Linked DNA regions of Mus musculus: region 1 is linked to region 2. A link is a loop called in an ENCODE intact Hi-C map of the cell type or tissue named here. Cell type or tissue: left cerebral cortex. All regions are shown on one strand. Links, peaks and the distances in the headings refer to the core of each region. The heading gives the core; the rest is flanking DNA.

What was found. Peaks named below come from ENCODE experiments on the same cell type or tissue, not always from the same donor. Only the 100,000 strongest peaks of a DNase experiment are listed, where the experiment ranks them.
Region 1: a loop joins it to region 2, with 4 times the contacts of the local background. A loop is called at or near these places in 1 of 42 quality-filtered maps.

Annotation. Positions count from the first base shown.
Region 1 is chr6:72,614,539-72,618,926 of GRCm38, reverse strand. It overlaps Tgoln1 (trans-golgi network protein), which reads left to right and starts at 1,927. Exons shown (of 4, transcript NM_009443.3): 1 at 1,927-2,250; 2 at 2,478-3,403. The coding sequence starts at 2,205. In left cerebral cortex, for the core only: no CTCF peak of the experiment used is centred there; DNase peaks (open chromatin) are centred at 1,646, 2,108 and 2,601; H3K4me3 peaks cover 2,773 bases; H3K27ac peaks cover 1,186 bases.
Region 2 is chr6:72,900,776-72,905,163 of GRCm38, reverse strand. No RefSeq gene overlaps it. Among named protein-coding and RNA genes, the nearest start is that of Kcmf1, 3.0 kb to the right of the region's middle. In left cerebral cortex, for the core only: a CTCF peak has its summit at 2,658 (motif pointing right); no DNase peak of the experiment used is centred there.

The sequences.
Region 1 (4,388 bases), core at 200-4,199, 290 kb after region 2:
GGCCAAACAGCCACACACATAAAATAACAATACATCCTATTTAAAAGATCCTCTATCTTAAACCTCCAGAGTATTGAGAACCATAGAACCCGGCATGGTGGCACAGAACAGTAATCTCAGCATTTCCAAGGCAGAGGCAGGAAGACTGATGCCAGTTCAAGGTCTGCTGTACTGCGGAGTGAGTTCCAGGCCTGTTATGACTGCAGAATGAGAGCCTGTCTCGAAAATGACAAAGAAAAAAAAATGAACATAGATGTTGAGGCTACTTGTTAAATCACTGTTTATGAGATACCTAGCCTGGCAAATGTTCATAAATGACTTTAGACAACTTGTTTAAACCATCCAGCACTACCATAGATGAGGACACAGGAAATGACTGCAAACAGGAATCTGCAGATGAGCAGAGAGCAAGCACATTTAAAGTGGGTGTATGTTTTACTGACATGTATGTCTCTACACCTCATGTGTGCAGTGACTGTGGGCCAAAAGACGATGTCAGGTCTCCTGAAACTGGAATTATAGACCGTTGTCGGGTGGCTTGTGGGCTCCAGGAATGGAATGTGGGTCCTCCGGAAGAGTAGTCAGTGTTCTTAAGCACTGAACCATCTCCCTAGACACTAAAGATGTCTGTTGCTGTTGTTTTTCAAGACAGAGTTTCTCTGTGTAACCCTGGCTATCCTGGAACTCACTCTGTAGATCAGGCTGGCCTGATTCAGAGATTTGCCTGCCTCTGCCTCCTGTGTGCTGGGACTAATGTTGTGTCCCACCATCACCTGGCTCTCTAAAAAAAGTTTTTTTAAGTATATTTCTTTTAAAATTCTATTTTGTTGTTTGCATTATAAGAATGTGTTGCTTGGGCTGGAGTGATAACTCAGCAGTTAAGAGCACCACTGACTGCTCTTCCAGAGGTACTGAGCTCAAATCCCAGCAACCATATGGTGGCTCACAATCATCTGTAACAAGACCTGATTCCCTCTTCCAGTGTCTGGTGACAGCTACAGTGTACTCACATATAATAAATAAAATAAACCTTAAAAAAAAAAAAAAGAATGTGTTGCTTGTGTGGTGTGGTGGTGCATGTCTTTAACCCCAGCACTCAAGAGGCAGAGGTAGGTGGATCTCTGTGATTGCAAGGCTAGCCTGGTCTACAGAGCGAGTTCTGTTAAACAGAAGAACCCTGTCTTGGAAAGAAAAAGAATATATATGTGGTGAATGAGACAAGAGTGTTTGTCTAGTGTGCATAGAACCACGATTTGATTGCTAGTACCACATAAATTGGAGACACAAGCCAGTAGTCCAGTAGGAAGATCAGAAACTCAAGGTCTTCCTGTTTGAGTAACAAAGTACCTTACTTCCTGGATTGGAGAGATGGCTCAGGGCTTGTTGCTCTCCCACAGGAACAGAGTTCAGTTTCCAACACCCACAGAGTTTGAAACGCTTGAAGCTCTAGCTCTAGGGCATCTGATGCCCTCATCTAGCCTCCAAGAGCACCTACACACAGGTGGCAGACACACATACACAAATAAAAATAGTAAATCTTTGATATTTTATTTCTTAAATAAATAAATAGCCCAACAGGGGCGTGGTGAGGCACCTGTAATCCCAAACACTCAGGAGGCAGCAGGTGCCCACATAGCAATATGGTTTCAAACACATAGAAATTCAGAAGAACAAACAAGAAATCAAAAACCTTGGTAAATTCAGAGGGCCCTGGATACAGCCAAGAAAGGGATTAGGATCAGGATGAAATGTGTTTGCTTCTAGATGGGCAAGTGCTGAAGAGAGTACATTTGTTTGTGAAGTGAGAAAGCAGCATCGGCAACGGAGAGGTTGGAAACACGAGCAGAGGATGCGACAAAGAGGCGCCCGGCCCCACGACCCTACATCATAAGCAGCGAAGGCGACGCAGCACCTGCCGGTCGCAACAGCTTCCGAAAAACGAGGCCAAGTGAACAAGAACGAGATCGCCGAGCCCCGCAGACTGCTGAGAAACAGAAGGGACTTGGGGGGGAATAAAGAGCTGGACTTGACTTCCGGCACTCTACCGGAACACACAGACAACGGCTGCTGTCGCCCGGTAGCCCCACCCCTAAGGCGGGGCTGCGCCGGAAGAGAAACAGTCCGCCGGAAAGGGAGGGGCCACGCTCGGGAAAATCTCGTGCGCCGCTCTCACGTCATCAGAGGGCGGAAGCGCAGACTGCAGGATGCGGTTCCAGGTTGCGTTGCTCCTGCTGAGTGTCGCGGTGGCGAGTAAGGACCCCCACCCCAGCCCAGCTCACTCTCCCCTTTAGGTTCCCCATTCCTCACCTTGGTGGGTCGCTACGGGAGCCGGCGTCTTTCTTGTCTGGCCCGACCCTGCTCTAGCCATCTCCGCTTTCCCATTCGGCCATCCCCGCTAGGCTCTCAGAAGTCAAGCCCGCTTCTCTTCTTCCGAGGACTTACTGTTTTTTGTTTTTTGTTTTTTCTGTTTGTTTCAGGAGCTCTGCCGTCCGTTTATAAGAGAGACGCCGACTCAGGTGACTCTCAGAATCCTCCGAATCAGCCTTCCAAACAGTCCTCCACTCCCCTGCCTTCTTCTAACCAGGTAAAGACTACAAGGCCGACCGACGGTCAGGGGCAGAAGTCAGATAAAAAAGACCAGGACAAGACGACTTTGGCAGCAGTTTCCAGTAAGGCGGAATCTGGGCCGCGGACCGCCGCGACCGATCACAGTTTGGGTGATTCCAGAAGGCAGCCCGAGAAAACGGATGCCGAGTTGAACGAAACTGCGCGGCCCCTCTCACCAGTCAACCCCAAACTGGAAAAGTCTGATCAGAGCTCCACAGAAGATTCAGGCAAGCCCACAGGAGGTAATTCTGGCAAGCCCACAGGAGGTGATTCTGGCAAGCCCACAGAAGCTGGTTCGAATAAGGCCACAGAAGATGATTCTGGCAAGTCCACGAAAGTTGATTTGGACAAGCCCACCTCCAAAATCTCCCCAGATACGGAGACTTCGAAGACTGACAAAGTCCAGCCAACTGAAAAAGGACAAAAACCAACACTTACTTCCAAAACTGAATCTGGGGAAACACTGGCAGGGGACTCTGACTTCTCTTTAAAGCCAGAGAAAGGAGATAAGTCTTCAGAGCCTACTGAAGACGTGGAAACCAAGGAGATTGAAGAGGGTGACACAGAGCCGGAAGAAGGCTCACCACTTGAAGAAGAGAATGAAAAGGTGCCGGGCCCTTCCTCCAGTGAGAACCAAGAGGGGACACTTACAGACTCTATGAAGAATGAGAAGGATGATCTTTATAAGGACAGTTCTGGAAACACCAGTGCAGAGAGCAGCCACTTCTTTGCATATCTAGTGACCGCTGCTGTTCTTGTTGCTGTCCTCTATATTGCTTACCACAACAAACGAAAGGTAAGAGGGGACTGGGATTTCCAGGACCCTAAGTTCTTTGTTCATGGACAGCTATCTGTCACTCATCTGCCTGTGAGCTTTGAGAATTTTAAGATCATCTTGTTTTTTCCATAGACCCTGCTGGGGCTTATAAAACTAAGTTTTGTAAATCAGGTGTTTTCATCATGTGACTTGTTTCCTCTCAGTTCTGCTGTAAAGTGCCAAGTTGGACGTGAGTCATGACCTGACCTAACTGTAATTCCCCTCCCCTAACTTGGAACTCAGATCATTCCCAGCCTCTTGATATGTAGACCTCTTCCCCCTTTTCCAGGCTTAAGATAGTTTACCATTTCTAGCTTCTATACCAACCATCTTCCATCTGGAGGCAGGAAGAATGTTTTCAGTTACATAGTTACTAACACCAAAAGTAGAAAGCCAACCAACAAGAGTTGAAATTGCACAAATGTACACATCTTTGGGGTTAAAGTGTTACCCATGAAACAACTTTAGAAACAACTCTATATGACAAAATTATTGTATTTCCTACTGAGCCATGAGATTTAGAAGACAATTTCAGTAACTTGACTTATTGAAGAGTTCAATTTGTGATAGCCTTTGGGCATAAAGAATGGAGAGTGTACATTCTTCATTTACATCTAAATGTCCATGTTGAGAGCAGTAAATTAGAGAAAAGTTGTTGAAACAATGTGTGGGCACAAAGCAAGTGTTTGTGGATAGGAAACAATCAGTAATTATCCCCACCCTGCTTAAACCTAGAACTCTGGCAAAAGAACTGGTAGACCTTTAACTCTAGCCCCACAGTTAAGCCATAAAGATTTCCACGGGCCTCAGCCTCCATCTCGTGGTCCTTTTTTTTTTTTTTTTTCAAGACAGGGTTTTTCTGTATAGCCCTGGCTGCCCTGGAACTCACTCTGTAGACCAGGCTGGCCTCGAACTCAGAAATCCGCCTCCCTCTGCCTCCCGAGTGCTAGGATTAAAGGCATCA
Region 2 (4,388 bases), core at 171-4,170:
GAACCCCCCTGAAACCGGAGTAATGAGTGGTTATAAGCCACACAGGAAGGTGAACTAAGACTGGTTCCTCGGCAAGAGCAGTATGCACTTTTAGTCTCTGAGCCATCTCTTTAGGCCCTCTTAGATTATTTTATAAGGGGGATGGGAACACATTTCTAACCCTCAGTGGGTTGTAACTAAAGCCATCTGCAAATGATGTTTTTCCACCCATCCACTTTGTTCCAAGAAATAACGAAGCTGAGACTTAATATTTCATGAATAAAGATTCTAGGCCATGAATAAAGCTTTGCTTGTTTCCCCGACTAGCTCATAATTTAATTACCCATTTATTTTACTCTAAGTCATGCCACATGGCTAGCTACCTGGTCCTCAGCTTCATGTGTCTACCTCCTCCGATGTTGTGGGAGAATCTCCTGTGCCTGACTCAAACCTCTCTGCCAGATGTCCCACCTTCTAATGTTTTCTCTGCTCAATTGGTCAATCAGCATTTTACTGACAGATGAATGTTTCTATACAATGCACAAGAGATTATCTCTACGGTGGATAAACCACTTTTCATGAAAATGTGAGGGGTTGGGATTCAGAGTTCCAAACTCCAGAAATCCAAAAACTAGCTGTATCAGTGAGCTCTGGGTTTGATTGAGAGACCTTGTCTCAATGAATAAGGTGGAAGAGCCAAGTAAAGATCTCTGACATTAACTCTTGGCCTCCATACACAGGTATGTGCATCCAAATCATAAAGCATACATGTGTACCAGATACATACATGAAAAACAGAAAAATTATTATAAACCTTTACCAATTATCGCCAGCTGTTTTCTCACTGACATCCATGGCACCCTTTTCTGTGTTAAGAAAACACAACAAAGCTGGGTGTGGTGGGGCACACCTTTAATCCCAGCACTTGGGAGGCAGAGGCAGGTGGATTTCTGAGTTCGAGGCCAGCCTGGTCTACAAAGTGAGTTCCAGGACAGCCAGGGCTACACAGAGAAACCCTGTCTCGAAAAACCAACCAACCAACCAAACAAACAAAAAAACCCAAACACACAACAAACAAGAAGCTCCTGAATGGAGCTGTCCTGCCCTCTCAGCCTCACTACCTCCCACAATGTCTTGCCTTTGATTATGATCCCACTTCATCTTGGCTCCAAATGACTAATCCATTCGCTTATCACTAGTACATCCTGGTGAAGGAAGGAGGGCCTGTGGTTCCTGCCCCCCTCAATCTACCAAAAAAGATGAAAAACATCACACACCTAGCTTTAACAAGCACAAACTGAGCAGACAGGAAAAGCTTACTAAGTAAGGTACAAGGAATATGGACTTAAACTGGGGCTTGAATTATCTCAACTCCCAATAAACAGAATGGAGAGCAGGTGCAGGGCCCAGAGGCAGGAATCAACATGGGACACGGAGACAAAGGGCCACAGCAGAAAGTCGGGATGGCGGAAAGCACGTCAGGCTGTTAACAGCAGCCCTACCTACAGCTCGCAGGAACTCACCTGGTTTTTTAACTTTCAATTTATGTGCGTATGCCACAGGTGTTTTGGTGCTTCTGGAGCCAGAAGAGGGTGGGTGACAGGTGCCCGGAACGGGAGTTGGAGGCATTTGTGAAGAGCCAGACCTGGGTGCTGTGAGTTGCTCTTGGGTGCTCTTAGCCATGGAGCCATCTCCCCAGACCTTTTGTGAAGAACCAGACCTGGGTGCTGTGAGTTGCTCTTGGGTGCTCTTAGCCATGGAGCCATCTCCCCAGACCTTTTGTGAAGAGCCAGACCTGGGTGCTGTGAGTTGCTCTTGGGTGCTCTTAGCCATGGAGCCATCTCCCCAGACCTTTTGGTGCTTCTTTGTTTGTACCAGTGCAGCTTAGCTGGCTTTGTCCTGACTCCTAAATGCCAGAACAGGCATGTATCACTATGCCTGGCTCTTGCTTGTCTTTTGTTTTTGGAGACAGGGTTTCTCTGTGTAGACCTGGCTGTCCTGGAACACCAGGGCCTTGAACTCTGAGTGAGATGGCCCTGCTGGGATTAAAGGTGTGTGCCACCACCTTGCTTTTTTTTTTTTCAAAGTACTTTTTCCTTATGAGATGGCTGGCTTGGAACTTGTTTTTCTTTAACAAACCAAACCCAGACACCTGAGTTTTATTTACGTGTGTGTGCCTCACATACAAGGGTGCCTGCAGAGGTCAGAAGAGAGCATTGGAACCCATGGAACTGAAGTTATAGGTGTTTGTAGGCCATCTGACTTCTGTGCGCTCAACTGCTGAGTTACCTCTAGTCATACTTTTGTTTGAGGTAAAAATCTCTTATGTAAATCAGGTTGACTCTGTCTTTTGAGTGTTGGGATTACAGCTTGAGCCACTGAGCCCAGACACTATTGATTTTCTTGCTTAAGGACAGGTTCATAGTTCAGAACTCTGACAAGCATACCCAGCAATGTCAAGATTACAAGTACAGTAGAGAATATGATCTCAAAAGTCCTCAGTAGACTATCTAGCTCCCCAAGCCTCACTCTGCTGCATAGGATTGCTCACGTCATTTGTGTCCAGGTGACTTATTTCATGCTTTAACAGGACTGACAGGACTCTTTTTTTTTTTTAAGATTTATTTATTATTATATGTAAGTACACTGTAGCTGTCTTCAGACACTCCAGAAGAGGGCGCCAGATCTTGTTACGGGTGGTTGTGAGCCACCATGTGGTTGCTGGGAATTGAACTCAGGGTTCGGAAGAGCAGTCAGTGCTCTTAACCGCTGAGCCATCTCTCTGGCCCTTCTCTTGGACACTTGCCCTAATCTTTTTTTTTTTTTTTTTTTTTTTTTGTCTTTTTGAGGCAGGGTCTCCCAGTGTAGCTCTGCTGACTGTCCTGGAACACTCCATGGAGACCAGGCTGGGAGCTATGCCTGCCTCTGCATCCCATGTGCTGGAACTAAAGGATGTGTGCCACTACGCCTGGCTCATTTCCCCCTAATCTTAAAACCTTAAAGAAGTACAGAAAAACACAAAAAGGTGCAGCTATTGTCTGCTGATCTACTGATGGTATTTAAATCTCATTAGGATTTATCTGACTGTTGTTTTAAGGACTAGAACTGGGCCATCTATGGAACACAGTAAGTTTGGTAAAGATACCTGTGACTTTCAACTGGACATGGGGGAAACCAAGGAGGCATGGGAAGGAGATCTAGGGCAGGAAGAGCTGGAGATTCACGGCTAAGCTGGGATACTAACAATGAAATCACTGTCAAAAAAACATGGTAGTCCCTTGGAGGTCAGACCAAGCTATGTTTCCTCCCATGAACAAGACTAGCTAACCCTACCGGGCAGTGGTAACACAGGCCTTTAAACCCAGCACTTGGGAGGCAGAGGCAGGTGAAAAAAAAAAAAAAACTAGCTAACCCTTCAATACAGTAAGACTTGTTTTTAATGTTTCTTCCCCTAGCATCATGCCTGTACACAACCCTGAGTGACTTTTCCGTAGACTTGGGACTTGGGGCACACTTCACCTCACAGCTCCAGCCCCTTCTTCCTCCTCAATAGTCTCCTTTCTATTTTCACCCAGTTTTTTCCATACTTACTGGTATTCCTTTCTGGAAGTGTTGCTTTTGTTGGCTACTCTAAATGCTCCAGCATTTTTACAGAACTGCTTACAAACTTTGATACAAATTTATAAAAAACCATTATTCACCACCTGTGTATGCGTTAAGAGCTGCTAGCCTGACTTTCACAGCTCAAGTTCAGGGAACTGGCTTACACCCAGGATCACTTGCCAATAATAAAATGTGTAGGGTTGTCAGAAAGGACCCACTAACCAGGATGTCGATCAGGCTAACTACAAACCCTGCTCTCCCTTTGTAAGCCCTACTAGGCATAGTCTTCCTCAGGCCGGTCTGTAGTGTGCGGAATTCCACACCCGAAACAGAAATATTTGTTATCTAGTCCTCATTTAAACCCAAATTAGGTGGGGGTGTGGTGGAAGATGCCTTTCGTTCCAGCCCCTGGGAGATGGGAAGGTCAGAATCAGCTACTTGAGCAATTCAAGGACTGCCTCGGGCTATCTGAGGTCATGCCTCAAAACCACCCCCAATTTAATTACAGCTAGTTTCTTGGGTAGACAGGGATGACCTACTATGTAGTCTCTCGGATTAAGCCTTTTAGTATTTTCAAAACCAGACATATCTTAAATCATATTCAATAAAATATTGTAACAAATAGGGTCCTTCCTTTGCTACTCTACACGTCGAATCTTGGTACTGTATCTCTCCTGCATCTATTGATATGCTTGCCCTTTTTGAAAGTCACAGAAGCTAAGGCAACCAACGCTTTGTCCAGGTCCCACAGTCGGTGGAGGGTGGGCAAATTAGGAAAATCGCCAAAGCAAGCAGTACCTTGGACC